Linked DNA regions of Homo sapiens: region 1 is linked to region 2. A link is a loop called in an ENCODE intact Hi-C map of the cell type or tissue named here. Cell type or tissue: sigmoid colon. All regions are shown on one strand. Each heading gives the region's core, and the rest is flanking DNA. Links, peaks and the distances in the headings are about the cores only.

What was found. Hi-C counts contacts between places; a loop is a spot of excess contacts. Peaks named below come from ENCODE experiments on the same cell type or tissue, not always from the same donor. Only the 100,000 strongest peaks of a DNase experiment are listed, where the experiment ranks them.
Region 1: a loop joins it to region 2, with 6 times the contacts of the local background. A loop is called at or near these places in 21 of 110 quality-filtered maps.

What each region holds. Positions count from the first base shown.
Region 1 is chr16:14,304,617-14,320,581 of GRCh38, forward strand. The region is part of intron 1 of MIR193BHG (MIR193b-365a host gene); the gene reads left to right. MIR365A (microRNA 365a) reads left to right here and starts at 4,669; the gene lies at 4,669-4,755. RefSeq lists enhancers at 1,854-2,539, 2,540-3,224, 4,020-4,069, 5,956-6,250, 6,042-6,161 and 1 more and a silencer at 5,836-6,130. In sigmoid colon, for the core only: no CTCF peak of the experiment used is centred there; no DNase peak of the experiment used is centred there; H3K4me3 peaks cover 1,216 bases; H3K27ac peaks cover 818 bases.
Region 2 is chr16:14,354,700-14,370,664 of GRCh38, forward strand. LINC02130 (long intergenic non-protein coding RNA 2130) reads right to left here and starts at 15,567. Exons shown (of 2, transcript NR_131191.1): 1 at 15,237-15,567; 2 at 8,410-8,596. RefSeq lists enhancers at 86-185, 2,502-2,551, 9,655-10,156. In sigmoid colon, for the core only: no CTCF peak of the experiment used is centred there; a DNase peak (open chromatin) is centred at 8,152; H3K4me3 peaks cover 915 bases.

The DNA.
Region 1 (15,965 bases), core at 1,268-9,267, 54 kb before region 2:
TGACCAGGCTGGAGTGCAGTGGCGCGATCTTGGCTCACTGCAACCTCTGCTTCCCGGGTTCAGGCGATTCTCCTGCCTCAGCCTCCCGAGTAGCTGGGATTACAGGCGCCCGCCACCACGCCCGGCTAATTTTTTTGTATTTTTAGTAGAGACGGGGTTTCACCGTGTTAGCCAGGATGGTCTCGATCTCCTGACCTCGTGATCCGCCCACCTCAGCCTCCCAAAGTGCTGGGATTACAGGCATGAGCCACTGCACCCAGCCAGGCGTTTTATAGAAGGCTGGATAATACGTTCAGGGGAAGTCTCTAAAGCAAGGGTAGTGTGTATAAATCCCCGTCGCAGAACATTAACCTTCAGTTGTGTGTACACACACACACACACACACCCTATATAGTTGTAACCTATATAGACTTTCACACATCCTAAGTTATTTGCAAGTCTAGATTTAAATTAAGTCTACATAGCAGGGAATAGAAAAGTGAGCTGTACCTGGAAAAAACCTTTGAACACAGCGTTCTTGATACAAGATTTAGGATTTGAAAGACATGGCACATGTACACACAGATGACATTTGTGCTGCCTTGGCAAAAACAGTTCTTTACTTCCAGAGTTCTTTCTCTTTAGTATGGGACACGATGAAACAGCACAATTTTCAGGAGTCCACAATTCCAGCGAGGCGCGTGGATGGGAAATTGTCACGTTGTGAATTGTGTTTGTGCTTTGCTAAATCGCCACCCGGAGCTGACTGTCAAATCCTATTTGCTTTGCTAAATAAGGATATCTCATCAAATTAGCCTTTAATGATACTTCTACAAATAGGGTGTTTTACATGAATTAACGAGGCCGGAACACTGACTGTTTCTCCAAGATACTGAGCTATAATGGAGGCGACGAAGCCGAATGTTAAAATTACTGAATTGTTAAGTGTGCAAAATCAGACAGAATTTAGTGCTAAATGTGAAACAATTTCTGCTTTAATGGTGAGCATTCGCAACAGCACAAGCATTACTTATATTCAGCCGTCTGAAACTGTGCATGTAATTATGAATACATTTAACAAACTTTAACCCCCCTCTGAGTCTGGAAACAGTCTAGTATGGTGAAGAGATTATAAATCAGCATTTTGCAGTGAGAAGTCATCATTAATTCAGCAAAGAATCACAGCTTCTTTTCAGATCCTTCCCACCACCCTCCTACACACCCCCCTCAACCAATAAGGAAAAAAAAAATTCAGCATGGAACTGCTGGATACACTGAATATATTTTGGCTTTTCTCTTTTTGCCTCTGTGTGAGAAACTTCATTAAGCAGTTGCTGTTCCCTCCCCACCCCCGCTAACCCCCAAAGAAGTGTGGATTTAAGAAAAAAAAAAACAAAAAACAAGCAACTTTGAATTTTGTTCTTAGCAATCCCCAAGCCATAGCTGATCTCAGAGAGGCAAAAAAGATGTTTCAATAGAAAAGAATACGGTATGGCCAGGAGTAAAATATTTAGAGGTGGTTCTGCAATGAATATGATACTTCCTTAAAAATAAAATATATGTTGGTGATTCAAACCAATGAAAGTTGGAAAAGTCCCTCCAAGGGAACACTCTCTCTGTTTCCCTTCCCAGCAACCCCCCAACTTAACGTTATGAACAGAAAGATGGAAATTCTTGCCAGATCAACTATAGCCTCCTAACGATCAGCTCACCCTCCTTTAATTTTGATTGTGGAGCAAATACAGCTATTTTAGCCATGAGGATAAAAATGAGTGCAGTGAAAAGTTAAGGCAAACTTGGTACTTAAAATCACTCACCAGAATAAAGTGCGTGTACAAACAAAACATTGCTGATCAGTTACTTTAAGCAGGCATTTTCTTTCTCGCCTGAGCACCCCAAACACAGAAAAATGTAGAGTTCTTTTTGCTTCTTGTATCTGGAGCAGGTGAAAATAAACCCTGACGCTCACAAACATGATATAAACAACATACTTTTCAGGCCTAGTAGCCAAGCCGACTTTTCAGGGAAAGAGATGGACGTTGAAAGAATTTAGGAGTGGACTTGGGGTTCCCTCCATCACCCCATGCCCAGCTGACCCCTTCTGCCCTTCTCATGACCTCTTTTCAAAGCAGCCAGTGTTCAGATGCTGCCTTTCCAGCGTCCCCAGTTGTAGGGGACATATGCACATATTTACCAAGCTTTAAAATAAGGTTTCTGATTTTATATCATCCGTCTGAGTTTACGGAACCACAAAGCAAACTTCTTTCTCCGTGTCCCTGAAATGCTGCCCCACTGCAGCAAAGGGGACTTCGCCTGGGCAGGGAGAGGAGTTAGTGGCTGGTTGCGCCTAAGGTTAGCTGTGCGGTGTGGTATGACAGTTTTCTCAGAGATGTGCAAAAATCTAGGCTCTCTTGCTGGAATCGTGTGAGATCAGTGCTGGGCCTGTTGGCATTGGCATTTGTGCCCAAGACAGCCCAGACCTCTGCCAGCCGAGGCCCAGATGTGGCCTCAGAGCCACTACTGGTGCCCAGACAAGTCCAGACAGGTGCCTGGGGGTCTTTCCTCCCGAGACGAAGCCTGCAGCAGTTCAGCCAGAAGATGGGGTATTTGGCTCTCAAAGTCAGCCTCCCCAGAGACTCTGCAGGGTTTAATAGCCTGGTGACCCTGTGGGCTCTGGCGAGGGCAGAACCCCACTTTGCTTTCCAAATGCTCAAAGGGGAACAGATGAGGCTATCCCACAGGCTCAGAGCAAATCTGTCCTGTGTGAGTGCAAACGTGGTTCTAGAAGATTCAGAGGCAAAGCTGAGCTTTTGCAGCCCAGCCCCAAGCCCTTGCTCTCGAGCACCAGGGCTGCGATCCTTCGACTTGGGGTGGGCCTAGGAGGCGTAGCTCCCAGCCAGCAAGACAACACATAACACATCTGAGTTACCGTGCATGTGTTTGCTGGTCTCTTCTCCAGCTCCGTGAGGCCTCCCACCTGGGAGCTGAGCCTTTTGCTTTGATCAGGCTGGGAGGAAAACCTAGGCCAGGAAGGGCCGGGCTGCAGGCTGGAAGTGGAAAGAAGTGGGCCAGGTGGACAGAAAAAGGGGCCACCAACTAAGCCACCTTGGGGGTCGGCCCAGAGTGAGAACTGGGCTGGCATTCTGGGTTCAAACACACAAGAAAACTGTCTGCAGCCTCTCTGCCCTGGCACCAACATGTGCCTGCTCCAGGAAGTTGCACCCAGCCCTGAGTCAGCCAAACCCGTGGGACTCCCATTTGGCCCCAGTAACTGGACTCCAGGCTACCAAAGGCCTCGTGGGTTCTCGATCGTATCTTAGAATGGCGTTAAAAGGTCCAGACCCGGCACCTGTAGGCCATGCCGTATTTAGCCCTAGGTTCACCCGGAGAATATTTTAGGTGCTACTTGAAAGAAGAGATCTGGGCCCTAGTTGCCGGCTGTCACATGGCAAGGGTAGAATCGCTCCCTCACAGACCTGGCCGAGATGGCCGGGTGCTCACTGGTACAGGTGCCCAGAGTCCCTGCCAGAGCTTCGGGGCCATGCGACGGGTGCCAAGGAGCCAGCTAGCGACTGGGGCGTCGGTTCTGTGTGGGGATGCCTTTTCACCCCGTTCTCAATCTGAAGGCAGTGAATCCACTTCCATTCACAGAACTCACAGAGGCCTCTCCTCTCTGAGATGGCCCAGTGTGATATCCCAGGCTGCGTAGTAAGCTCCTCCTCTGGTGTCAGCCATGTGGAGGGGTTAACCCTTTCCTGGCTCTGAGGGTGCTGGCTGGCACAGGGGGCACCCACCTGCAGGGCCTCAAAGGTTATATGCCTTGGGGAAGACACCCTGAACTCCTTAGTCCTCAGATCTTAGTGGCTGAACCAAGAGATGGCACCTGGGACCTTAGCAGTAAAACCCGTCCCCTTTTTTTTGAGACAGTGTCTTACTCTGTTGCCCAGGCTGGAGTGCAGTGGTGAGCACAGCTCACTGCAGCCTGAACTTCCTAGGCTCAAGCCTCATCCTCCTGAGTAGCTGGGACTACAAGCACACACCACCACACCTGGCTATTTTTTGCAGAGACTTGGGGGGGGTCTCACTGTGTTGCCCAGGCTGTTCTCAAACTCCTGGCCTCAAGCAGTCCTCCCACTTTGGCCTCCCAAAGTGCAGGGATTACAGGCGTGAGCCCCCACGCCAGCCGGTTTGCCCCTTTTGCACCACCAGCGATAACCACTCAGCTCCCCTACCCAAGCCTTAGTCCTTCTGTCCGTGTTGTGGAAACCAGGTATTTTCATCAGCATTTCCAAGGGGACTAAGTTTCTCCCATTCCAGAGGAGGAGGTGTTGAAGGATAACTTAGATCATTAATGAGGGTCTGGAACAGTCATCTGAAGTTTGGGGGAAACGTCACGTCTCCTATGATGCGCCTGGCTTTAGGGAATAATCCTTGTATCCATTTTGGGAACCTGCTCTGGGATTCCAGATCTGTGGTTTTCTGAGCACGTCTGTGTGGAAGCTGCTGCACTGAGACCTATTTAGCCAATTATTGAGAAGATGAGGTCCCTTTCGTGAGTCTGCACGGAGCCGCCGTACACCATGAAAGCGCTCACTTGTTTAAAGTTTGCTCTAACTTTGTACATTTTTTCCTTTTTAGTTTTGGCTCTTGGTGCTCTGAGAGCTACCACTTCCTGCCAGCTGGTTCGTTACCGCAGGGAAAATGAGGGACTTTTGGGGGCAGATGTGTTTCCATTCCACTATCATAATGCCCCTAAAAATCCTTATTGCTCTTGCAGTATTCCTCGGGGGTCCCTGGGCCAGAAAGACATCAGCTCGGAGTTCCTCCAGCAACTCAAAGAAGAGAGAAAGCTGTTCCCCAAACTCTTCCGCTGTAGCGCCTTCTGGGTCCCTGGTAGATGCCTTCTTGTGCTCAAAACCGGTTATCACTGTGAAAAATTGAAAGACGCCATGCGCAGACACTGGTTGCTAAACGTGCTTTTGCCCTCCAGGGGCAGACGCTGAGATCCGGCCTGGGAAGGAGTACAGCTGTGGCTCCCCATCAGCGTCAGCATTTGCTCTGGGGGGTTGTAGGGGGAGGTAGGGAAAGCGGAAAGAAACAAGTGTTACCTGTTTGACGAGGCCTGGTCCTTGCAGCCAGGGCCTCCGGGATCATCGCCTTGGCAGGGGGCCCTGGGGCAGTCCTGGCTTTCCTGCTAGCTCCCTGAGACAGAACACTTTCCCCGCTCGCTGCCTCAGTTTCCCCATACACCAAGGGAGGGGCAGCACCCCCTGCTCTGGCTTCAAAGGGTTCTTGGATGTAGCCAATGTTATATATAAAAAGCTCTAACGTTGTATAAGCTCTGAAGGTGCTTTGAAAATTGGAGAGTCCATGCATTAAACATGGAAGGTAATAATATGAATACACACAGAGGAATTCATGGGTGGGGAGACGGCAGCCCAGCACTGAGCCTGGGTTTCTGGGATCAGCCAGGCCTGCATTCCAGCCCGAGCTCTGCGCCTCTCTTGCTGTGTCACCCGGGACAAGTGAGTCAGTCTCTCTGAGCCACCAGCTCCTCAGGCATGAAACCTGTAACTCAGACTCCCAAGTCTGATTTGCACATCTCTGATTTTAAGCGGCGCCGGCTAAAGGTGAAAATTATTCTAGTAGGTATTCTTTGCACCGCTGATTTGTACTTCAGGCAATTGGTTGGTTTTCCATTTAGGGTCGGGAGACAGGGGCCCTTTTTTTGTCCATCAATTGATGTCAGTTAAACAAAAAAGAGTGGGTGTTTTGGAAGAAAAATATTAAGCAACTACAGCTGCCCTGAGGATGGGACAGAAATCAGAAAGTCGTGTGTAAAGTTTCAGAGGTCCACTTTTAGAGAATTCTTGTTTATCTCAGGGATTTTCCGCACTCCTGTAGTCGGTGTGGGGAGGGGTGGGGGGAGATGGGGGAGTTGCCAGTTCAGATCTGTAGAGGGCTCCAGCATGACAAAACTGGGTGTCACACATCTTCCTTTTGGGGGTCGGGAAACCACCCTTCCCTGCTCACCGACACCACTGGGACCCCTCACCCCCCCACTCCTGCATTGATCCATAGCTCAGATTTCTCTCTCATTTTAGGGTCACGATGACTCAGCACCCTCCTTTCTGGCCAGGGCACCTCCCTTGGCCTCTAGGGGCACTTGCCTGACAGGCCTCACTGTGCCGGACCTGGGAGCCAGCTGCCCACCAGCCCCCTGGGACTCTGGTTTTGCAGGGAAACCATGGGTGATCAGTCCCAGCCGGCAGGGGCCAACTGCGGTTTCACTTTCTGCTGCATCATGGGGTGGGGGGTGGCAGCGGGCCCCCGCTGGCCAGCTAGAGCAGGCACTGAGAGGCCTGCAGACAGCTGCCGGCCCTGCTGCCAGAACGCACCCCCCACCCACCCCCTGCAGCCTGCCAGGATGGGGGCTGGGCTCTCAGGAGCCCCTTAAATCTTTCCACCTGCACAGTGTCGGGGACCTCAAGTGAGAAAAGCCTGGAGCCGATGAGATGGTTTCCTGAGCTGTTGGAGATTCCCCCAAAACAACCTTTTTTTTTTTTTTTTTTTTTTTAATTGAGACAGGGTCTCTCTTTGTCACTCAGGCTGGATTGCAGCGGTGCAGTCAAAGCTCACTGCAGCCTCGAACTCCTGAGCTCAAGCGATCGTCCTGCCTCGGCCTCCCAAAGTGGTTGGGCTACAGGTGCATGCCACCTAGTCCTGCCCAAAACAAGCTTGTAAATCACGCAGGCTAGAAACTCAAGAGAGCTGTGATTGTTGCTTCTGGGTCAGATTGCTGTGGCTAGACACTGCTTCTGCCCTTCCTTCCCTGGATAGATGGCTGCTGAGGCCCTACTGTGTGCGGAGCTGGGTGCCAGGTGCTGGAGGTACAGCAGGGAGCCAGACAGCCCCTGCCCGCATGGGGCTCACAGTTGAGTCAGGGGAGACAGACAAAAGAATCAAAGAAATAATCCAGCCGGGTGCGGTGGCTCACGCCTGTAATCCCAGCACTTTGGGAGGCCAAGGCGGGTGGATCACGAGGTCAGGGGATCGAGACCATCCTGGCTAACATGGTGAAACCCCGTCTCTACTAAAAATACAAAAAAGTTAGCCGGGTGTGGTGGCGGGCGCCTGTAGTCCCAGCTACTCGGGAGGCTGAGGCAGGAGAATGGCGTGAACCCGGGAGGCGGAGCTTGCAGGGAACGGAGATTGAGCCACTGCACTCCAGCCTGGGCAACAGAGCGAGACTCCGTCTCAAAAAAAAAAAAAAAAAAAGAAAGAAAGGAAAAAAAAGAAATAATCCCACGTTACGATGGAAATTTCACGCTGAATACTTGGTGTTAGGATCTCAGGAAGGGATCATGCATACATGTCTGTCATGAGTCAACTCCCAGAACACATAGCATAGGAGGCAAGGGAAGGCTGCCCCTTCACCCGCTAAAAGTTTGCTAAAAATAACTGACAGGCCAGGCATGGTGGCTCACGCCAGTAATCCTAGTACTTTGGGAGGCCGAGGTGGGAGGATCACTTGAGCTCAGGAGTTCAAAATGTTCCTGGGCAACATAGTGAGACCTTGTCCCTATTTTATATTTATTTTTTAAAAGTTTTTACCAAAGAAATGACTGACAACAAGTGGATTAATAGGAGAAAAAAGCATATGAGCCGGGCGTGGTGGCTCATGCCTGTAATGCCAGCACTTTGGGAGGCCGAGGCATGAGGATCACGAGCTCAGGTGATCAAGACCATCCTGGCTAACACGGTGAAACCCCGTCTCTACTAAAAATACAAAAATTAGCCAGGCGAGGTGGTGCACGCCTGTAGTCCCAGCTACTCGGGAGGCTGAGGCAGGAGAGTGGCCTGAACCCGGGGGGCGGGGCTTGCAGTGAGCCGAGATCGCCTCACTGCACTCCAGCCTAGGCGACAAGAGCAAGACACCATCTCAAAAAAAAAAAAAAAAAAGAAAAAGGCATATGAATTTATTCACCATGCATAAACGCCAGGGGAGTGGCGGGAGAATGATTATCCAATAACCCAGTGAAGTCCATCGCTGGGCACAGTGGCTCACACCTGTAATCCTGGCAGTCTGGGAGGCCGAGTCAGGTGGATTGCTTGAGGTCACTAGTTTGAGACCAGCCTGGGAAACATGGTGAAACCCTGTCTCTACCAGAAATACAAAAAAAAAAAAATTAGCCAGCCTTGGTGGTGCACACCTGTGCTCCCAGCTACTCGGGAGGCTGAGGTGGGAGGATCGCTTGAGCCCCGGAAGCAGAGGTTGTAGTGAGCCGAGATCACGCTGCTGCACTCCAGCCTGGGTAACTGAGACCTTGTCTCAAAAAAATATAAAAATATAAATAAATACTTCCGTCATAGAAGGGAGATGGGGGAAATGCGGCCACTCTCAGGGGTAGTAAATGATTTTTAGGAGGAATGAATGGGTCTGATGCTGGGACAACGGTCAGTGAATAATTCCTTTAGGGAGTCGAATGGGATCGGAGGACAGATGATAGTTTGGGATGAAGTCCGTCTGCACTCCAGGTGTGGTGTTTCATTTCATTCTCTTCCTCTGTGATATGAGTTTTCATCTCTGGTTAATGAAATTTCAGTGAAGGAGTCGAAGGCAATTGTGTTCCTCTTTGGCGGGTGTGGTTTCCAGGTAGATAAGGGAACTCCAGATAGCAGGCTCCTCCTATGCTTTGGGACGGACAGAGGATGGAGAAACAGGATTGGGGGTGGGGGCGGGGGGGTGGTGTTGGAGAGACCTTGAGGCTGCTTCAGTTGAGCACATCAAAGAGCCATATTTTGGGGTACCGTTTTCTGAGCCCCAACAATAGGTAGGGTTAAGAATAGAGACCTGGGAGCCAGCTGTCCTGTGTTTGAACTTGACTCTTCTACTGAGTGGTCGGGTGACCTCTGCCAAGATACTTGCCCTCTTTGTGCCTCAGTTCCCCCATCTACAGTTACTAGAATATTAGGGCACAGCATAGGGATGTGGTGAGGATGAAATACATGAACGTCTGTAAAGAACTAAGCACGGCGCCTGACATTGATGATGTGCTATATAAGTCTTAGCTATTATATAAGAATAATAAATGTGAACTATTATTGTAAGATGAAATGCGCCAGCCACAGCAGGCCAGGAACATCAGTAATGTGGCCGAGCCTGTCCTCTGTGCGAAACGCTTTACAGGCCCTCATCTCACCTAATGGCCACAGCCAACCTGCAGGTGAGCCTAATTGACATCTGAGGCTGGGGAAACTGAGGCTCAGGCCGGTGAAGAGAGGTATTTAAGGTTAACCAGCAGGCAAGCAGTGTGACCTCAGATGCAGGGCTGGTTTCCAGGGGCTGGGACCCACGCTTAGTTGACTGCTTTGAGGCCAAGGCATGGGAATTGCTTGAGACCAGGGGTTGCAGACCAGCCTGGGCAACATAGCCACACTCTCATTTCTTTAAAAACAAAAACAAAAAAATGACCCAGGCATGGTGGCACGCCCCGGTAGTCCCAGCTACTCAGGAGGCTGAGGGGGTAGGTTGGCTTGAGCCCAGGATGTCCAGGCTGCAGTGAGCTGTGATAGTGCCACCTTAACAATTTTGCTCCAGCCTTACTAACTTTGGAACAAGGGGCCTCACATTTTCATTTTGCAAATTATGTAGCCAATCCTGCCCTGATCTAAAGTACTCCAGAGCTGTCACTCTTAACTCCTACCAGCCATATATCACACAGCCAGGCCCACAGTCACCTTCCAAGTCATCAGGATGGTGTTTTGTAGTAGGACTGAGATCCTGGGAGAATGTGAAGACTCCTTATGGGGCTGAATTGCCAACATTAAAAGGCAGGCGGGGCAGTTGCTAAGGGCAGAGGGCATCACTCCTTCATTGCTGTATCCTCAGGGCCTGGTCTGTGTTAGATGTTCAGTTAATAGTTTTAACATGAAGCCAGTGAATCGGAGACTGCTCTATCTCCCCGGACCCAACCTACTTAAATGACACCTTCCAGGGAAGCAAGTCAGTGGTGCAGTGTCAGATGTCAATCATCCCGAACACCACCCTCCATCCCCCAGTAGACTTCTGGACAGCCCCTGAGGGTCCCCTAAGACCCTCCCCCTGCCCCAAACCTGTGTGCCCACACCTTGGAGTAGATTCCTGCTTAACGGGCTCTGGTGGGGGGTTCAGAGGTAACACAAGTATTTAAAGGCATGTGGAGGCCAGGCGCGGTGGCTCACACCTGTAATCCCAGCACTTTGGGAGGGCAAGACAGGTGGATCACCTGAGGTCAGGAGTTTGAGACCAGCCTGGCCAACATGGTAAAATGCCGTCTCTAGTAAAAATACAAAAATTAGCCTGGCCTGGTGGCGTGCGCCTGTAATCCCAGCTACTCAGGAGGCTGAGGCATGAGAATCGCTTGAACCTGGTGGCGGAGGTTGCAGTGAGCCGAGATCTCACCACTGCACTCCAGCCTGGGTGACAGTGAGACTCCATCTCAAAATAATTAAATTAAAAATAAAGGCATATGGGCTTGGCTTCTCGAGTGCCTATAGTGGGGAAGAGGCAGAGTATAGCCCAAAGAATACTTGGATGTTAGTTCAGGCAGGTTCAAGACCCAGCCAGGGGTCATGGGTTATGGTCTTCTGAATTGGTTAATGAGAGGGTTTGAAGGAAAGATTCCTTTTCCTCTGAAGTTGGAAGTTTATTGACACTCAAAACTCCTAAATGGTACTAAGAAGCAAAGAATGGTTTCAAAAGCCTAGAAGATATTTATAACAAAACTTTTTTTTTTTTTGAGACAGTGTCTCAGTCTGTTGCCCAGGCTAGAGTGCAGTGGTGCCATCTCAGCTCACTGCAACCTCTGCCTCCAGGGTTCAAGTGATTCTCCCACCTCAGCTTCAGTAGCTGGGATTATAGGCACACACCACCGTGCCCAGCTAATTTGTGTATTTTTAGTAGAGATGGGGTTTCACCATGTTGGCCAGGCTGGTCTCGAACTCCTGACCTCAAATGATCTGCCCGCCTCAGCCTCCCAAACTGCTGGGTTTACAGGCGTGAGCCCCCACACCTGGCCAATATATTTTTATAATGTTCTTTGCCAGCTGTTTGCACAGGTATGATCCATTGTTTCAAATAATGCTGTGAAGCAGAAGCTGTCCTCACTTTCTAAATAACATCATAACCATCGATATGTATTGAATGCTTTGTATGTACTAGGCGCTGCACCTGTATGAAGTCAGTCATTTCAGTTGCATAAGCAACATATAAAAAGGGATTATTGGTATCTCCAGCTTACTGATGAGGAAAGAGAGATGCACTGACGTCCAAGGCCACATACCCGGCATGTGAGGAACTGGGGCTCAGGCCTGGATCTTCCATTCCAAGGGTCAGCAGCCCATTTCTGTAAAAGGCCACATTGTGAAGATTTTAGCCTTTGCAGGCAATACAGTCTCTGTTGCAGCTGCTCAACTCTGCCTTTTTTTTTTGGTTGGGAGGGACGGAATCTTGCTCTGTTGCCCAGGCTGGCGTGTGGTGGCGCAATCTCGGCTCACTGCAACCTACGATTCCCTGGTTCAAGTGATCCTCCTGCCTCAGCCTCCTGAGTAGCTGAGATTACAGGTGCCCGCCACCATGCCCAGCTAATTTTTTTTTTGTCTCAGTGTTTTATTTTTTTATTTATTATTATACTTTAAGTTCTAGGGTACAACGCCCAGCTAATTGTTGTATTTTTAGTAGAGATAGGGGTTTCAGCATGTTGGCCAGGCTGGTCTCCATCTCCTGACCTCGTGATCCACCCCCCTCGGCCTCCCAAAGTGCTGGGATTACAGGTGTGAGCCACCGTGCCCGACCAACTCTGGCATTTTAACTCAAAAGTAGCCACAGATAGTACACAAACAAACGGATGTGGCTGTGTGTTGCAATAAAACTTTATTCACAAAAACAAGGAGTGGGCCAAACTTGGCCCACAGGCCGTATTTCCTGACTCCTGTTCCAGAGCAAAAGCTTATCCTTCAGTTAGAACATCATGAACTTGGCCCTGGCAACGTTCTTTTCTCCCCACCTGTGAGGTGACAGAGTTATGTTTCGGAACAGATGACCACTGTCTCTGGAGAGGTTAGGTTGGCTCCTCCTTCTTTGAGGGAATTCTGCAGCTCTTGGAAATTAGATCTATTAGGATTTCTTGGTGACAGCCACAATAGAATACCCTGGGGATTTCAACATTGTAATTTTAGTAGCTGTCAACTGAGTAACTTTTAAAGAGGAAAGAAAGTGTGGTAGTTCAGAAAAATACCTCAGTGGTTCACTTTGCCTGTGGAAGCCATTCTTTAAACTGAGAATAAAAATCTTTTTTTTTTTTTTTTTTTATAATCAGTGTCTTGCTCTGTTGCCCAAGCTGGAGTGCACTGGTGCCATTATAGCTCACTGCAGCCTTAAACTCCTGAGCTCAGGTGATCCTCCTGCCTCAGCCTCCTGAGTAGCTGGGACTACAGATGAACATCACTCTTGGCTTTTTTTTTTCTTTTTTTTGAGATGGAGTCTCGCTCTGTCGCCCAGGCTGGAATGCAGTGGTGCGATCTCGGCTCACTGCAAGCTCCGCCTCCCGGGTTCACGTCATTCTCCTGCCTCAGCCTCCTGAGTAGCTGGGACTACAGGCGCCCACCACCACGCCTGGCTTTTTTTTTTTTTTTTTTTTTTTTTTTGTATTTTCAATAGAGACGGGGTTTCACTGTGTTAGCCAGGATGGTCTCGATCTCCTGACCTCAGCCTGCCAAAGTGCTGGGATTACAGGCATGAGTCACCGTGCCCGGCCACTCTCGGCTAATTTTTTTATTCTTTTATAGAGTCGGGGTCTCACTACGTTGCCCAGGCTGGTCTTGAACTCCTGGCTTCAAGTGATCCTCCTGCATCAGCCTCACAAAGTGCTGGAATTGCAGGCGTAAGCCGCCATGCCCGGCTGAAAATAGCTTAAGACAGAATGGCAGGGGTGTGTGTGTGTGTGTGTGTGTGTGTGTGTGTGTGTGTAGGGAGAGGGTGGAGAAGAGAAAGGGAATTTCCCAAGAGGGCAGAGAGCTGGAGCCAAAGGATTCCTAGCAGGAGGGTCAGAGAGGAAGGTGTGACTTCTTTTTTTAAACAGCTTTATTGAGAGATTATTCACTTAACGTACACTTCACCCATTTAACATGTATGATTCAATGTCTTTGAGTGTATACACAGAGTTGTACAACCATCACAATCAATGTTAGAACACCATCAACTCAAAAAGAAACCCTGGGCCCAGCACTTTGGGAGGCCAAGGCAGGCGGATCATCTGAGGTCAGGAGTTTGAGACCAGCCTGGCCAACATGGTGAAACCCCGTCTCTACCAAAAGTACAAAAATTAGCCAGACGTGGTGGCGTGTACCTGTAATCCCAGCTACTCAGAAGGCTGAGGCAGAAGAATCGCTTGAACCCCGGAGGCGGAGCTTGCAGTGAGCCGAGATCATACCATTGCACTCCAGCCTGGGCAACAGAGTGAGACTCCATCTCAAAAAAAAAAAAAAAAAAGAAAAGAAACCCAGAACCCTCCCGCATCCTAATCCTCCAACGCCCCCAACCCTGAGCAATCACAAATCTACTTTCTGCCCCTGTGGATTTGTTTATTCTGCACATTTCCTATAAATGGAATCACACAATTAATGCGGTCCTTTGTGACTGGATCCTTTTACTTAGCAGGACGTTCTCAAGGTTCAGCCACACTGTAGCATGGATCAGAACTTCATTCCTTCTTACAGCTGAATCATATTCTGTATTATGGATGGGCCACCATTTTGTTTAACCACTGTCAGTGATGGACATACGGGTTGTTTACACTTTTTGGCTGCTATGAATAATGCAGCAATGAACATTCATGTGTTAGTCTTTGTGTAAACAGATGCTTTCATTTCTCTTAGGCATATAGGTCAGAGTAGAATTGCTGGGCCATAAGGCAACCCTATGTTTATCATTTTGAGGAACTGCCAGGGGCAAGTCTTAATATATTGCCTTTTTATTTTTAATTTTTGTTTTTATTTTCTTGAAACGGGGTCTGGCTCTGTCACTCAGGCTGGAGTGCAGTGGTGCAATCACAGCTCACCACAGCCTTGAACTCCTGAGCTCAGGCCATCTGCCTGCTTCAGCCTCCCGAGTAGCTGGGACCACAGGCACATGCCACTATGCCTGGCTAATTTTTTATCTTTTGTAACAATGAGGTCTTGCCATGTTGCCAGCTGGTCTTGAATTCCTAGGCTCAAGTGATCCTTCCACTTTAGCCTCCCAAAGTGTTGGGATTAGAGGCATGAGCCACTGTGCCTGGCCTTTATTGCCTTTTTTTTTTTTTTTTTTTTTTTGAGATGGACTCTCGCACTGTCGCCCAGGCTGGAGTGCAGTGGCGCCATCTCAGCTCACTGCAAGCTCCACCTCCCAGGTTCACGCCATTCTCCTGCCTCAGCCTCCCGAGTAGCTGGGACTACAGGCGCCCACCACCACGCCCGGCTAATTTTTGGTATTTTTAGTAGTAACGGGGTTTCACCATGTTAGCCAGGATGTTCTCGATCTCCTGACCTTGTGATCCGCCTGCCTCGGCCTCCCAAAGTGCTGGCATTACAGGCGTGAGCCACTGTGCCCGCCTTTTTAAACTTTGTATTATAGAGTTTAAATTGTGAGTGATGGCTCACACCTGTAATCCCAACACTTTGGGAGGCCAAGGCCAGAGGATCACTTGAGCCCAAGAGGATGGGACTACAGTCAGCTATGATCACATCACTGTACTCCAGCCTGGGCAACAGAGCCAAACCCTGTCTGTAAATAAATAAATAAAACCCCACCACTATGTATTATGGAAATTTCCCACCATACCTGAAAGTAGTATGTGGTATGTAACAAGCATCCAGTATTCATCATCCAGGTTCGACACCGCTCGGCTTTTGCCTGTGTTCTTTCCCACTGAGTATTTTAGAGGCAGCATCGCACTTGATGTTGTTTCTTTGTCTGAGAGCTCAACATTTTCTTTTGTCCCAAAGCTTCCAAGTCTCCTGCACCCACATCCTTGTGTGGGATGGGATTTGGGGAGAATGGATGAACTGGGGCAGAATCAATGTGGGGAAGGAAGGGAACAGCCCCTGAGAGGGGCAGGCCTGGCTACCTAATTTGCAGGACCCAGGGCAAAATGAAAACGGGAAGCCCTTTGTTCAAAAATTATTATAAAGTTGAAGACAGCAACAGCATGGGCTTGTGTCACTGCACACGTTCCATGCCTCCGATGGCTATGACGGCTAGCCTTCTCCTGAGGCCAGCAAAAAGGTGCCCAAGCAGAACTGATTAAGGGGACGCAGGAATTTATAGAGCCTCAGGTGTCTGGGTGAGACAGAAGTGCGCCCCTCACCTCCAATCCCTGGAAAGAATCCGAGGATAGTTGGGTCTTCCCTGGCATGTGAGACAAGATTCAAGCCCATTTCGTTTGAATTTCCAAAAATAAGATGACCCCAGCTGACGTGGGTCATGAGCACTTGAAAAAAAAAAATAACCATTTGGCCGGGCGCGGTGGCTCATGCCTGTAATCCCAGCACTTTGGGAGGCCGAGGCGGGTAGATCACGAGGTCAGGAGATCGAGACCATCCTGGCTAACATAGTGAAACCCCGTCTCTACTAAAAATACAAAAAATTAGCCGGGCGTGGTGGCGGGCACCTGTCGTCCCAGCTACTCGGGAGGCTGAGGCAGGAGGATGGCGAGAACCCAGGAGGCAGAGCTTGCAGTGAACCGAAATCACGCCACTACACTCCAGCCTGGGAGACAGCGAGACTCCGTCTCAAAAAAAAAAACACAAAAAAAAACACAAACATTTGTCTTAAGCCTTCTTCCCTTCTTCCCTAAGCGCCCACAGTTGTTTTATTTGGCCCCACCATTTTGTCCTGGATTCTGAGTGTACTGTGATATCCCAGCAGATGACAGGGCTGCAGTCTTAAAAACAGAGGTTCCCTGGTT
Region 2 (15,965 bases), core at 4,859-12,858:
TGAGTAGCCCAAGGTTGGAACTGCATTCTGTTGATGGGGAAACGGAGCAGTTAAGTAACTTACCCAAGGTCACACAGCTGACAGGCTGAAACAAGATCCAGTGTGACACTCAAACCGAAACCGCTACACTCAAAACATGCTATGCTTTAATGATGTTACATTTTTCTAAGTTTAAGATTTTGAAAAGTTGTGCGTGTACATGCTCACCAAAAGGCAATGAACAAATCTGTGTCCTGCTCTCAACCCCAAGTCCCCTAACCACGAAGTTTCACTTCCACCTCCACAAGTAACATTTCACCATTCAGTGAGTAGCTGTAGTTTATGCAATGTAAGCTCACAGGAATATATTCTCACGTCCTCCCCTTTTTACACAAAGAGGTATACTTGCTTTGTGCATACTTGCTTTTCTTACCTAATAAAGCTTGGAAATGCTTCCTCCCTGGTTTTTCACAGCTGCATAGCATATGCGGTTATACAGATGGTGCCATTTATTTTTAACTAGTGCCCTACTGAAGGGGGTTTAGGTTGTTTCAATCTTTCGCTTTTACAATGTTGCAAAAAATAACCTCAGAGGTAAATAAGGTCTCACAAGCCCCAGTTTATCTGTAGGATTACTGCTGGGCTGCAGACCAGCTGGGACAGAGGATTTCTGCATTGGTAATTTGGACAGATATTGGCCAAGGAGACCAGGTTCATATACAACTCAGCCCAAATTCCAAAGCCAAGAGTGGGGGGGGGGGGCGGGGGGTTGGGTGGCAGCAGAGACCCAGGAGACACAAGGACACACATCCCCTCTCTATCTCCTCCAGTCCTGCCACCATCTCACCGCTGTCAGCTTCCTTTGAGCTTTCCTGTGATCACAGAACAGTGATGACCCCATGTCTTAAACGCACAAGATGAAATAGCACACAACCCTAACAAGTGAGGAAGACAGAAGGAAAAGGGCACCAAGATTCATTAAAAGGGGGCAAAGCGGGGCCGGGCGCAGCAGCTCACGCCTGTAATCTCAGTACTTTGGGAGGCTGAGGTGGGCAGATCATTTGAGGTCAGGAGTTTGAGACCAGCCTGGCCAACATGGTGAAATCCCATCTCTACTAAAAATACAAAAAGTAGCCGGGCATGGTGGCAGGCACCTGTAGTCCCAGATACTTGAGAGGCTGAGGCAAGAGAATCACTTCAGCCCAGGAGGCAGAGGTTGCAGTGAGCTGAGATGACACCACTGCACTCCAGCCTGGGTGACAAAGTGAGACTCCATCTCAAAAAAACAAAATAAATAAAAATTTAAATTTAAATTTAAAAAGTGGGGGAGCAAAACGGGAAAACATGCCAGAGAAGGGCAGCCCCCAGCATCCCTGTCCATCCCGCAGGGATGACAACATGGAACAGGGGAGGGTCTCAGACTTCCCCAAATAAACTGAGCCATGAACCGAGGACCCTGAGGCACCTGGGCCGCTCTCTGGGCATTCCCTAATCAGGAGGGTACTTGAGGCAGCCGGTCCCCTGTGCCAGAGCCCCGTGCATGGGGTTTCATGTGCATTATCCCAGCTAAGCCTCCTGGCCACCCATGAGGTCAGTCCTATTATTACCTCGCCCTCCGGAAGAGGACACAGGTGAGATTCCTGCTGGAGCCACACAAATCACTCCGCAGAAAGACAGTTTGGATAATCAGGACAACATATCATTAGCAGGACATTTGAAGCGGTGCGTAATCGTGCTAAAAATATTAATTTGGAAAGAATCTTGAGGCAGCCAAATTTCCATTCGAATCCTCACCTCCTTTTACAATAGTTTTGGGAGCAGGGAAGGATCTGAGAGGGAATGTGCCATCTCTAGCACTTTTTTAATGACATACATGTATTTTTTATTCCACAAAGTGAATGCAGGCTTATTGCAGACAACTTGGAACATAACGGAGAAAAATGAAATCCATAAACCTACCCCCCAGGGGAGGCCTCTGTTAACCCCATGGTAGGTCGGCTGTTTTCAGCATGTGTGTGCTTTAGAATACGTTGATTGAAATATAACATATGTGCAGAAAAATGCATGGATCATAAATGTATAGCTTGATGGAATTTTCGGGCAAAAACTCCCATGTAATAAGCATCTGGATCAAGAAACGGAACATATGAAAGTGTGTGTTTTTTTGTCTTTCAAATTAAAAAAGTTTTTTAGAAACAGGGTCTCACTCTGTGGCCCAGGCTGGAGTGCAGTGGCACGGGTATGGCTCACTGCAGCCTCCACCTCCTGGGCTCAAGTGATCCTCCTCCTTTAGCCTCCCAAGGAGCTGGGACTACAGGTGCACACCACCAAGCCTGGCTAATTTTTTAATTTTTTGTAGAGACAGGGTCTGGCTATGTTGCCTAGGCTGATTTCGAACCCCTGGACTCAAGAGGATCTCCTGCCTCGGCCTCCCAAAGTGCTGAGATTACAGGCGTGAGTCACTGCACCCAGCCACCAATGTGGTTTTTAAACAAAATCAGGGCCCTATGGTGTTGTGAGCCCAATTATATTCCCCAAAAAGATATGTTGAAATCCTCACCCCAGCTACCTGTGAGTGTACCCAGTGGGCCTGCTGGACAACTTGATTTCTGTCTTCTGGTCTACAGAGCTCTGAGAAAATCCATTTCTGGTGCTTTAAGCTGCCCTGTTTGTGGTGATTTTTTACAACACCCCTAGGAAACTGAAACGCGTGGGTACAGGCAGCTTAATATTTTTTCCTGATTATGAAAGTCACCAAGTTCACCTCTCACCTGGACACACGTACCAGCTCCTGGAGTGATCTAAGAATGTCATCTTGCACAGCCGGTGACTGCTGCAGACACATCAAATGATGTCAGCTCTGCACCATGCCCTGTGGCCTCGGGGACAGCGAGCAGACCATGGGTGTTGGGAAGGAGGGCCTGGGAGGGGGAACAAAGACCCCACTGACAGGAGCAGGGTAAGGGGCCTGGCTCCTGCTATTTCCTGGCCAGGCTGACCCAGTCCTGCCTCCCAGTCTTTGCCCCAGGCTCCTCCTCTGTCCATCACAGGTAGAGCCATTGCTCTAGTGCTGGCTGGGTCCCCTTGGCCCCAATGGGTGGCCCTGCCTTTCCTGGCACCTTGGTCCTGTAGTGGGGGGCACCCCAACCCAGCCCCATCTGCACCCTGGAACCCTCTGAACCTGAGAGGCGGTGGGTTGGTATTTTCACATCCTAAGTGAACAGATATAAGCCCAGGTCATAAGTTTGCTGGTTCAGAGACATGAGAAGGGCTACACAGTGAGGTTAGCAATAACTTTGGCTTTCCCAAGAGCTAAAAAGGCTGCCTTGAGGCTCTGGGACTAGTTGAGAATGGGCTACAAGAAGATCAGTGGGGCTGGGCATTGTGGCTCATGCCTGTAATCCCAGCACTTTGGGAGGCCAAGGTGGGAGGATTGCTTGGGGCCAGGAGTTCAAGATCAACTTGGCCAAAATAGCAAGATCCCATCTTGTAAAAAAATGCTCAGGGGGCAGCACAAATATTTGGCATCTTGTCTGGAAACCCAAAGACCTGAGATGAGGAAGAAGAGCTAATAGATCAGCAGCAGTGGCTGAGGATGGCCCAGAGTTCACATCTGTCCATAGAAAGGCAGCAAGGGGTGATGTTTGAGGCTGGAGCAGGAGGGAGGCAGGTGACCTGGGGAGTGTGTGGCCTTCTGCAGTCTGGGTGCATTTTCTCACCCACTGTCTGCGTAGGTGACGGATATGGTTTGGCTTTGCGTCCTCACTCAAATCTCATCTTGAATTGTAATCCCCACATGTCAAGGGAGAGACCAGGCGGAGGTAATTGGATCATGGGGGCAATTTCCCGGTACTGTTAGGATAGTGAGTTCTCATCAGATTTGATGGTTTTATAAGGGGCTCTTGCCCCCCGTCACTCGGCAGTTCTTCCTGCCACCTTGTGAAGAAGGTGCTTGCTTCCCCTTTGCCTTCCATCATGACTGTAAGTTTCCTGAGGCCTCCCAAGCCATGCTGAACTATGAGTCAATTAAACCTCTTTCCTTTATAAATTACCCAGTCCCAGGCAGTTCTTACAACAGTAGAAAAATGGACTAATACAGTGACACTCTCAAGAGTAGAATGCCAGGGACATTTTCCCAAGCCCAGAGGTGAGGGCCGCCTCCCTCCTAACAAGACCAGGCAGCCCAGGACGGGGAGGAACCCCCGGGGCAAGTCTGTGCCCATTTTGGGCAGGGCCCTGGCAGGGAGTGAGGCAAACCTCAGCCCACATCTGCTCATCACTTCCCCTGCACCTCCCCAGCAAGGCTCTGCCCAGCAGATCTTGGCACATTGTCAGCACTCAACAGATATTTGTTGGATGTGTTGCTGGCTGGATAAATAGGTGGATGGACAGACAGACGGATGGATGGATGGATGGATGGATGGATGGATGGATGGATGGATGGACAGGCAAGCAGAGACATGGAGAAACAGATGATTAGATGGATACACAGGTGGATGCATGGGTGGATAGACAAATGGATAGATGGATGAATGCTTTATAAATAAATGGCTGGATTATATGGATGGATAAGTGGATGGATAGATGACAAATGAAGAGACAGATGAATACATGCATAGATAAATGAATTAATAGATGGATGGGTGAATAGATCAATGAATAGATAATAGATAGCCAGACAGACAAACGGCTGGATGGTTTTGGAAAACTTTAGGACAGAGAAGGACAACTCACTGGTCCAAGGTGCAAACTGGGTGTGGTAGGAGCAGCCCAGTATTAAGGTGAACCTCATCACCCAGCAGGAAGAGCCCTGGGGAGGGGATTTGGGCAATTCACACACCTGCAATTCACACCCCAGCCTTTGCTCATGCTGTTCCCTCTGCTTGGAAGGTCCCCTCTCTACTTCTCTGCCTACCCAGATCCCCTCAATCTCTTACAACTCATCTGGGGTTCCTGTGCCTCCAGGAAGTTCCCTGATCAGCCCTCTTCCACCTAGCCTGGTGTTGGAGGGTGGTCAGGTTCCCTCCTGCAACACCCCTCATTTGCTGTGCACGTCACCCTGGATTGGATGGGCTGTTTACTCCTGATACCCCAGGGGACCATGGGCACCTCTAGGGCTGACGCCCTGCCTGGCTTCTTTCTCCATCCCAGCACTGGGCCTGGCACACAACAGATGCTCAGGAAACATCAAACCAAAGCAAGCGAATGGAGGAAGGGATCCTGTTCCCCACTCCTCCAGCTGTACAGATACTGTAATTTGACTAGAAATACACTTGCCCAGCTAAGCCTTAAAAAACAAAATCAGGGCCAGGCGCAGTGGCTCACGCCTGTAATCCCAGCACTTTGGGAGGCCGAGGTGTGCAGATCACAAGGTCAGGAGTTTGAGACCAGCCTGGCCAATATGGTGAAACCCCGTCTCTATTAAAAATCAGCTGGGTGTAGTGGCGGGTGTCTGTAGTCCCAGCTACTCAGGAGGCTGAGGCAAGAGAATCGCTGGAACCCAGGAGGCAGAGGTTGCAGTGAGCTGAGATCATGCCACTGCACTCCAGCCTGGGTGACAGAGTGAGACCCCGTCTAAAAAAAAAAAAAAAAAAAACATCAGGCTGGATATAGTGGCTCCCACCTGTAATCCCAGAACTTTGGGAGGCAGAGGCAGGCAGATCATTTGAGCCCAGGAGTTTGAGACCAGTCTGAGCAACATAGTTGAGAACCCGGCTCTACAGAAAAATTAAATAAACAACAAAAATCAGAGCCACAAAAAAGAAGCAGACTCAAATAAAAAATACACAGTCCCAAGCTTGTAGCTTGATGAACCAGAAAAGCTTCACACACGTGTAGCACCTCATGATTCACAAAAAGCCGCCTCCTGGGCCAGCTATGCAAACCTGTCAGAAGGGCCATCTTTGCTAAGTGGGAAAGGAGGCCCAGAGCTAAAGCCACTTGTTCTGGGTCACACTGTGTGTAGGGACCAGGGCTGGGGCTAGGGGTACAGGGACCTTACCCACCAGGCTCAACATCCCCCTTCTGACCACTTAGTGTCTTTCGGGTCAACAGAGTATCCACGGCTGGGCCTTCCTGAAATGGAAAAGACTGATTTCCCCTCCTGGAAGAGGTGAGGAGGCTCAGAGAGCCTGAGCCGCCTGCCTGGGCTCACACAGCTAGGAGGGTGAGATGTGACTTAAGGGCAGGCCTGGGACCTCAGGCCAGAGTAGAGGCTTCACCCAAGAGCCGTGGGCAGAGCAGAGCAGAACCATGGGGTTCACACGGAGCTGCTCCAGTGGCTCCTGAGCAGAGTGAGGTCCCTGTTGAAGGGCACCTGGATCCCTGAGGACTCACAGCCAGGCAGCTGGGCAACCTGTGCCTGAGTCCCAGGCTGCCCCATCCTGGGCATGAAAGACAAGCCCTCTCCAGCAGCATTGACAAGACACCCTTCCAGGGCCAGGCACGGTGGCTCACACCTATAACCCCAGCACTTTGGGAGGCCAAGGCAGGCAGCTCACTTGAGGTCAGGAGTTCAAGACCAGTCAACATGGTGAAACCCTGTCTCTACTAAAAATACAAAAAATTAGCCATGTGTGGTGATGCATGCCTATAATCCCAGGTACTCAGGAAGCTGAGGCAGGAGAATCACTTGAACCTGGGAGGCAGAGGTTGCAGTGAGCTGAGATCACGCCACTGTGCACCGGCCTAGGCAACAGAGGGAGACAAACAAACAAACAAACAAACACCCTTCCTAACTGCTTAGCTCAGATTTTGGGGTCGGATGGACATGGTTTCAAATCCCAGCTCTGCCACTTGCGAGCTCGATGAGCCTCATCTAGCTGAGCCCCCCACTGTGTGTCTCTAAAGCAGCAGTAATAACACCTGCTGCAGGGCAGTCATGCCAGTCACGTGAGATCATATACTCAAGCGCCAGCCACTGAGCCCAGCAGAGGGTAGGCATCGCCATCCTCACCACCAATAGCCCCTCACCAGACCAAAACCCCACAAAGAGGGTGCAGACTCAGAGCTTGCTGCAGGGTGGGATGAAGAACAAAGAGTAAGTTTTCTGTGTTACCCCCGCTTCCCAAGACGATGGGGATGCTGGAGGTTCTAGGTGCAGACGGGGCTGGGTAAGGATTCTCCCCCACAGGACTGAGTGCCAGGGAAGACAGATGCACATGTCGAGACCAAGGGGACCCAGGAGCAACAGAACAACAGCTTCCCCTGTGACGGAGAGAGGAGGGACATCAGGCAAAGATCAGGGGGCAGGAGCTGGGTCAGCCTGGCCAGGAGAGAGAAGAAGCCAGGCCCCTTTCTCCCCTCCTGTCAGTGGGGTCTGTATTCCTCATGCCAGGGACTTCCCCCCGACTCCCCTGGTCTATCCACTGTCTCCCCAAAACATTCAGCACCAATTCTTGCCACCCAACAAGGTTGAATATCAACCCCAATGGGGCTATATTTGAATTCTTCTTTTTTTTGAGACAGGGTCGCGCTCTGTCGTCCAGGCTGGAGTGCAGTGGTGCAATTTCAGCTCACTGCAACCTCTGCCTCCCAGGTTCAAGCCATTCTCGTGCCTCAGCCTCCTGAGTAGCTGGGACTACAGGCTTGCACCACCATGCCCGGCTAATTTTTGTATTTTTAGTAGAGACGGGGTTTCACTATGTTGCCCAGGCTGGTCTCCAACTCCTGACCTCCAGTGATCTGCCCGCCTCGGCCTCCCAAAGTGCTGGGATTACAGGCGTGAGCCACTGCGCCCAGCCTGAATTTAAATTTTTTTTTTTTTTTAGACAGAGTCTTGCTCTATTGCCCACTCTGGAATGCAGTGGCAAGATCTCGGCTCACTGCAACCTCCGCCTTCTGGGTCCAAGCAATTCTCGTGCCTCAGCCTCCCGAGTAGCTGGGATTACAGGTGCTTGCCACCACGTCTGGCTAATTTTTGTATTTTTAGTAGAGACGGAGTTTCGCCATGTTGGCCAGGCTGGTCTTGAACTCCTGACCTCAGGTGATCCACCCGCCTCGGCCTCCCAAAGTGCTGGGATTACAGGCGTGAGCCACTGCGCCCGACCTGGATTTGAATTCTGATGCTCCTACTTGCTAGCAGTGGCTTGGGGCCAGTTGCTCAGCCTGCTAACTTTAGTTTTCTCTTCTGTAAAGTGGGGACTAAATATCCTGTAACAGGGGTCACATGCTGTAACAGCACAGCACCCAGGGCACGGTGAGTGCTGCGTAGTGTGAGCCGAACGCGGGCTGCTCAGGGTCACCAGGGCCAGCTCCTTGGGCCCCCAGCAACAAATACTTCACTTTCCGCCCCCCTCTCCCCGACAATGATCCGCCCGCACAGCCGCTCTGGAGAAGAGCTTGTCTGTTTCCTGAAAACTGAATATAAACTTAGACATTTATACAATCACACTCCTGGGCATTTATCCCAGAGAAATGAAAGCTGATGTCCACATGGAAACCTGTAGCAGCTTTATTCATAACAGCTCCAAATTGGAAACAGCGCAGATGCCTCTCGATAGTCGACCGGTTCAGCAAACCGTGGCCCCTCCACACCGCGGAACACCACTGAGCAATAAGACGAATGAGCTGCCGATACTCGCCACTACTTGGATGATCTCAAGGGTGTTTATGCTGCCTGGGGAAAAAAGCCAACCTCAAAAGTCACATCCTGGATGATTCTATTTCTATAGCATTCTCAAATGACAAAGTTACAGAGATGAAGACCAGATTAATGGCTGCTGGGGGGCAGGGACAGTGGGGGAATGGGGTGAGTGTGACTGCCTGGGGATCTTGGTGGTGATAGGGTGATTCTGTTTTTTGTTGCAATGGTGGTTTGTGTGAATCTACACAGACAAAACAGCATAAAACTATACATGCAGGTTGGAGCGGTGGCTCACCCCTGTAATCCCAGCACTTTGGGAGGCCAAAGTGGGCAGAGCACTTGAGGCCAGGAGTTCAAGGCCAGCCTGGCCAACATGGTGAAACCCTATAACTATTAAAAATACAAAAATGAGGCCAGGTGTGGTGGCTCACACCTGTAATCCCAGCACTTTGGGAGGCTGAGGCGGGCAGATCACGAGGTCAGGAGATCAAGACCATCCTGGCTAACACGGTGAAACCCCGTCTCTACTAAAAATACAAAAAAATTATCCAGGCGTGTTGGCAGGTGCCTGCAGTTCCAGCTACTAGAGAGGCTGAGGCAGGAGAATGGCATGAACCCGGGAGGCGGAGCTTGCAGTGAGCCGAGATTGCGCCACTGCACTCCAGCCTGGGTGACAGAGCGAGACTCTGTCCAAAAAAAAAAATACAAAAATGAGCTGGTTGTAGTTGTGGGCGCCTGTAATCCCAGCTACTCTGGAAGCTGAGGCATGAGAATTGCTTGAATCCAGGAGGCAGAGGTTGCAGTGAGCGGAGATTGCACCACTGTACTCCAGCCTGGGTGACAGAGAGAGACTCTGTCTCAAAATAGTAAAAACCAAAAACTATACACGCGCTTTCTATTAATACCAATGTCAATTGCCAAGTTTTGATATGACAGATAATGATATTGGACATTGGATATTGTAGATCATGTGAGATGTAGCCATTGGGGGGAAATAGGTGAGGGGTACACAGGGCCACTGGGTAATCTCTGCAATTTCCTGTGGATCTATTATGATTTCAAAATTTAAAGTTTTAAAAAATGACATGCATGGTATGATGTCGGCAATTCGCTTTGAAATACTCCAGCCAAGAGAGGGAAGAGGCCGGAGAGGGAGCCTGCAAAGAGGTGAAACTAGAGTGGTAAAGTGCTTCTGCTGCCGAAGCAAGGGCGGGGATGCCGGAATGGCGGCTCGGTCTTCTCCACTGTGCATTTTTGAAATTTTCCATAATGAAGATGTAACTCTACCAAGCCGATATGCATGGGTGGGCTCACGTACACCCAGACACCCGCACGCAGGCATGCACCGGAGCGCTGACTCACGCTGCTCAGCCCAGGAATTCTTGCAGACGGCTGTGTGTCCACATGTGCGGTAAAGCAAATAAATAACGCTTAAACACCCTCGTGGAATCTGGCCACGCCAGGTCACATGTGTGTCAGGACACCTGCAGGGCAGGGCGGAAAGGGGTCCAGGGCTGCTTTGAACTTCCTGGAAACTGGGTGGGGTGGAGTTGGGTAATGACTATGATGGCTCACAATGGGACAGGGTCATAGGGAGGGGAAAGCTCCCAAGAAGAGGTGGCATTCGCAGCACAGGCTCCCTGGGCTGCCCCAGAGTCGGGGGCTGGAGAGGAGTGGGCTTCTGGGCCAGGGAAGGCTGGGAGTGGGGACGTCACTGCAGGGGGGCCGAGAGCCCTCAGTGTGGTGAGGGGACGGGAGGGGCTGTGGTGGTCACTCCACCTGAACCCCTTGATGGCGCCATTATTTCAGGATTTTTAAATGATGACTTAACCTCGGGGGAAGCACTTACTTGCTTGGGGCTTCAGTTTTGTCAACTAGAAAATGGGCCTGATGACAACACGAATCTCACAAGGTTGCCTTGACGGTCAGGCGAAGTGGCTATGGCCGTGCCCGGGGCCAACTTGGTGCCAGGCCCTGCGCTAAGGGCTCTATATGCATTAAATCCTTCAATATATGGTGCTGTTACTACCCCCATTTGCCAGATGAGAAACTAAGGTTCGGAGAGATTGATAAACTTTCCCGAGGTTACACAGTCATTAGGTTGAGGAGCTGCCATTTACATCTGCAGGTAAAGCACTTAGTTCAAACCCGCCCCCAGAAAGTGTTATTTTAAAGTTTAAAGTATGTTGAGGCCAGGTGCAGTGACGCATGCCTGTCATCCCAACATTTTGGGCAGCTGAGGCGGGAGCATGGCTTGAGGCGAGGAGTTTGAGAAAAGCCTGGGCAACATCATGAGATCCTGCCTCTCCAAAAAATGTTAAAAATTAGCCACATGTGGTGGCATCTGCCTACAGACTCAGCTTCTCGGGAGGCTGAGGGAGGAGGATGGCTCAAGCCCAGGAGTTTGAGGGTATAGTGGGCTGTGATCACGTCACTGCATTCCAGCCTGGGTGACAGAGCAAGACCCTGTCTCTTTATTTAAAAAAAAAACAAGGCTGGGTGCGGTGGCTCATGCCTGTAATCCCAGTACTTTGGGAGGCCAAGGCGGGTGGATCACCTTAGGTCAGGAGTTGTTTCTTTTTTTTTTTTTTTTTTTTTTTTTTTTTTTGAGACGGAGTCTCGCTCTGTCGCCCAGGCTGGAGTGCAGTGGCGCAATCTTGGCTCACTGCAAGCTCCACCTCCTGAGTTCACACCATTCTCCTGCCTCAGCCTCCTGAGTAGCTGGGACTACAGGCGCCCGCCACCACGCCCAGCTAATTTTTTGTATTTTTAGTAGAGACAGGGTTTCGCCGTGTTAGCCAGGATGGTCTCGATCTCCTAACCTCATGATCTGCCCACCTTGGCCTCCCAAAGTGCTGGGATTACACCAGCCTGGCCAACATGGTGAAACCCCGTCTCTACTAAAAATATGAAATTAGCTGGGCGTGGTGATGGCCACCCAGCTACTTGGGAGGCTGAGGCAGGAGAATCGCTTGAACCCGGGAGGCAGAGGTTGCAGTGAGCCGAGATCATGCCATTGCACTCCAGCCTGGCCAACAAGAGCAAAACTCCATCTCAAAATAAATAAATAAATAACTAAAAAACGAGCAAGCAAAAAAACCCAAAGCATGTTTATAGCTTGAACACTTGCTGGGATGGAAACACAGGGTAGAAAATGGCTATCTGGGGCGGGCATGGTGGCTCGCGCCTGCAATCTCAGCACTTTGGAAGGCTGAGGCAGGCAAATTGCTTAAGACCAGGAGTCTGAGACCAGCCTGGGCAACATGGCAGGACCCTATCTCTACAAAAAATTAAAAATTAGCTGGACATGGTGGTGCGTACCTGTAGCCTCAGCTACCTGGGAGGCTGAGGCGGGAGGATCACTTGAGCCCAGGAGGTCAAGGCTGCAGTGAGCCATTATTGTACCACTGTACTGCAGCCCGGGCAACAGAGTGAGACTCTGTCTCAAAAAGTAAAAAAAAAAAACGTAAGGCAGCATGGCTCATGCTTGTAATCCCAGCACTTTGGGAGGCCAAGGAGGGTGGATCACCTGAAGTCAGCAGTTCGAGATCAGCCTGGTCAACATGGTGAAATCCCGCTATCTCCATTAAAAATACAAAAAATTAGCTGAGCATGGTGGCGGGTGCCTGTAGTCCCAGCTACTTGGGAGGCTGAGGCAGGAGAATCGCTTGAACCCACGAGGCGGAGTTTGCAGTGAGCAGAGATTGCACTATTGCACTCCAGGCTGGCAACAAGAGTGAAACTCTGTCTCAAAAAAAAAGAAGAAAAGAAAAGAAAACAACTGTTTCCACTTAAAGACCTGCTACCAGACTTACCAGCTGAGTCTACAGGCAGATGCCACCACACATGACTAATTTTTAAAATTTTTTGTAGAGATGGGATCTCACGATGTTGGCCAGGCTTATCTCAAACTCCTCGCCTCAAGCCATGCTCCCGCCTCAGCTGCCCAGAATGTTGGGATGACAGGCACGCACCACTGCACCTGGCCTGAACATACTTTACAATTTAAAATAACACTTTCTGGGGGTGGCTTTGAACTATGTGCTTTACCTGCAGATTTAAAGATTTCCTGGAGGAAAGACAGGGACTGGAAGCACCCAGGTACTCCCGCCCCTGACCCCCTTGCCTCCAAGGACAACAGCTCCCACCAAAAACGGCCAGTTGCACCCAGCAAGCTGGGAGCGTGGGTAGCAGAGAGGGAGTCCCAGGCAGCCGAGCCGGTAGTGCCCAGCCCAGCCTACCACAGCTCCTGGCCCTCTGAGCATCAAATGTCACAAGGGGCTCCAGTGCCAGGGAACAGCAGCAGGGGCTCCAGGGCAAAGAGGATGACTCTCAGTCACCAACTTCAGAAGCAGTGCCACCTCACTCAACCCCATGTGACTCAGCCTCAGTTTCTTCCATACCGTGGGGCTGGCCAGGCCTGCCACCCAGGCAGCTGTGAGAACTGATCAGTGCCCACATGTCCCGGTCACCCCTGACTTTCCTTCCCTTCCCTGAAGCACCATCTCTTCACAGAGAAGTAAAAAGGTAGCCACGGCCGGGCGCGGTGGCTCACGCCTGTAATCCCAGCACTTTGGGAGGCCGAGGCGGGCGGATCACGAGGTCAGGAGATCGAGACCATCCCGGCTAAAACGGTGAAACCCCGTCTCTACTAAAACTACAAAAAATAGCCGGGCGTAGTGGCGGGCGCCTGTAGTCCCAGCTACTTGGGAGGCTGAGGCAGGAGAATGGCGTGAACCCGGGAGGCGGAGCTTGCAGTGAGCCGAGATCGCGCCACTGCACTCCAGCCTGGGCGACAGAGCGACACTCCGTCTCAAAAAAAAAAAAAAAAAAAAAAGGTAGCCACACCCCACAAGAACAAAAGGGTGGTGGTATTCAAGGGAGAGATGGGCAGCCCATGGCCCTGCTGGGGTGGCCCCAGAGATGGGCCTGCCCAGGGGGACGTAGGCAGGCAGGGGGTCAGCAGGGGCTGGCATGAGGGCAGCTCTGCTCACAGGGGCCAGCCTCTAGGGGATGGGACCTTCACCCCCAGACCTGGGGAAGAGCTGCCCTTCTGGCTGGGCACCGAACACAGGAATCCCTAAGAGGCTTGGTCTTTTCTTCTTCTGTAGCCCCCAGATGATAACATTCCTTACAGATAAAGTGAGGCACTGAAACACTTCATACAGAAACCAGGGATGTTCCAGGCTTGAGCTGGGGTGGTGGGGGTGGGGGGAGGTACAGTGCCCAGGGCTCCAACAGGGCAGCTCACTCATCTCTGAGCTGGCCCCAGCCTTACCCCATCTGTAAAGAATAAGAGCTTGATGGGCTTCAAGCCACCCAGTTGAGCTGATATCACAGGCTCCTTCATGCCCCAGGGCCTTTGCACAGCCAGCTCCCCCGTCCTGGGACGCCTTCCCTGCTTTATCCCAACACCGACTCCTTTGCAAACATTTTCTCCCTGAAACTTTCCCTGGTCCCTTCCCATTCCTTCTCCCCTGGAAGAATGAGCCCCTAGGACCCAGGGGCAATTCTATCCAGGCACCTCTAAAACTGGAACCCATTCAGCTGCGCACACTTGGCCATGGCCCTCCCTGATGCTTGAAAGGGGTCAGGCTTATCAGCTATCAAGAAGAGATTCTCGCTGGGCACAGTGGCTCACGCCTGTCATCCCAGCAGTTTGGGAGGTTGAGGCAGGAGGATCACTTGAGGTCAGGAGTTCAAGACAAGCCTGGCTAACGTGGTGAAACCCCATGCCTACTAAAAATACAAAAATTAGCCGGGCATGTTGGTGAGCACCTACAGTCCCAGCTACTTAGGAAGCTGAGGCACCAGAATCTTTTGAACCCGGTAGGTGGAAGTTGCAGTGAGCCGAGATCATGCCACTGCACTCCAGCCTGGGTGATAGAGCAGGATCCTGTCTCAGACAATTCTGAGTGAAAGGATAGCACATTTTGCAGGGTGCAAGGGTGACCTGCCAGGCCTTCACGTGTCCCAGACTCTCCTCCTGGCCCTTACCTGGGGACCCGTCCCGTAGAAGAGGTGCCTCAGAGTGAAGCACTAACAACAGTGACTCCCATCTCGCAGCCAGGGCGGATTCTCCTTTCAGACATGCTTGATGCAAAGGTCTCCATCCCATTTCTTGGGCTCCTGGACACCCCACCCCATCACCCTGGCTGGGCACAGGCCAGAGTGAGGAAGGAGCTGAGGATGGGTGGAAACATCATCCTGCCACCTGCCTGTGTCCTCTGCAGACAGCGCCTGCTCTCTCCACACATCCAAAGCCTGACATGACCAGGCACGGTGCCTCATGCCTGTAATCCCAGCACTTTGGGAAGCTGAGGCAGGATGATCATTTTCGGCCAGGAGTTCAAGACCAGCCTTCCCAACATAGCAAGACCCCATTTCCACCAAAAAATTAAAAATTAGCTGGGCGTGGTGGTGCACCTGTAATCCTAGCTCCTCGGGAGGCTGAGGCGAGAGAATTGCTTGAGGCCAGGAGTTCGAGGCTGCGGTGAGCTATGATCGTGCTACTGAACTCCAGCCTGACAGTGACGTGACCCTCTCTCAAAAGAAAAGAGCCTTAGAGCTAGAGTAGAGATGCTCCCAAAATGCAAGTGAATGAAGAATGAGGAATGATGGTGGCCAAGAGCCCAGAGGCTTAACCGCAGCAGCGGCAGGAACATGCACTTACATGGTGCTTCCTGTATGCCACACCCTGCTCCAAGCGCGTTTCTACTTCAGCTTGTTCAATCTGCACAAGGCTTCAGTGAGGCATGGAGGGGAGGTGGCAGAGCTGGGGTCCCCGTTCCCAGTCTTGGCGGTCTGAGCTTTGTGCTGCATTAGATGTACCAGTTGGCTGGGGGGGGCATCTGTGAAATGGGTGTCCAGTTGCACCCCCTCGCCCCCTAGAGTCCCACCAAGAAGCTGTGGCAGGGCAGTGGGGGAGGACTCAGGAGGGGTGTTGCAGACCCGGCTTTGGGGGGTTCCTCAGATGTCGGCAGAGGGAGTGAGCCAGAGCCTGGGAACTCCTGGTCTGGGGAGGAGAGCCCTGAGCCATGTGCAGGCCACAGGGATGGGCCACCGAGGGCCATGGGAGCTGCTGACCAGGCTGGGCGTGGCGCGCCAAGCAGCAGGCACGGCGCCTGCTCCCGGTCACTCTGACCTCCGACGCAGGCCAGCTGGGAGTCACTCTTTCCAAGCCCATCAGCAGAGCTTGCCTGCGGCTGTAACCAGGAAGCTCAGGGTGGAGGAAACTGTGGGCTCTGGCTTCCAGCGGCTTCCACGGAGGCCACATTTGCCAAATTTCATCCCAGGCTCCCAGATCCCTGAGGATTTGCCATCTCCACGCATTTTATCTTCACATTCACTTACCTAATAGCTGCCTTACAAATCTTATAAGAGGGCCTCACAAACAGACATT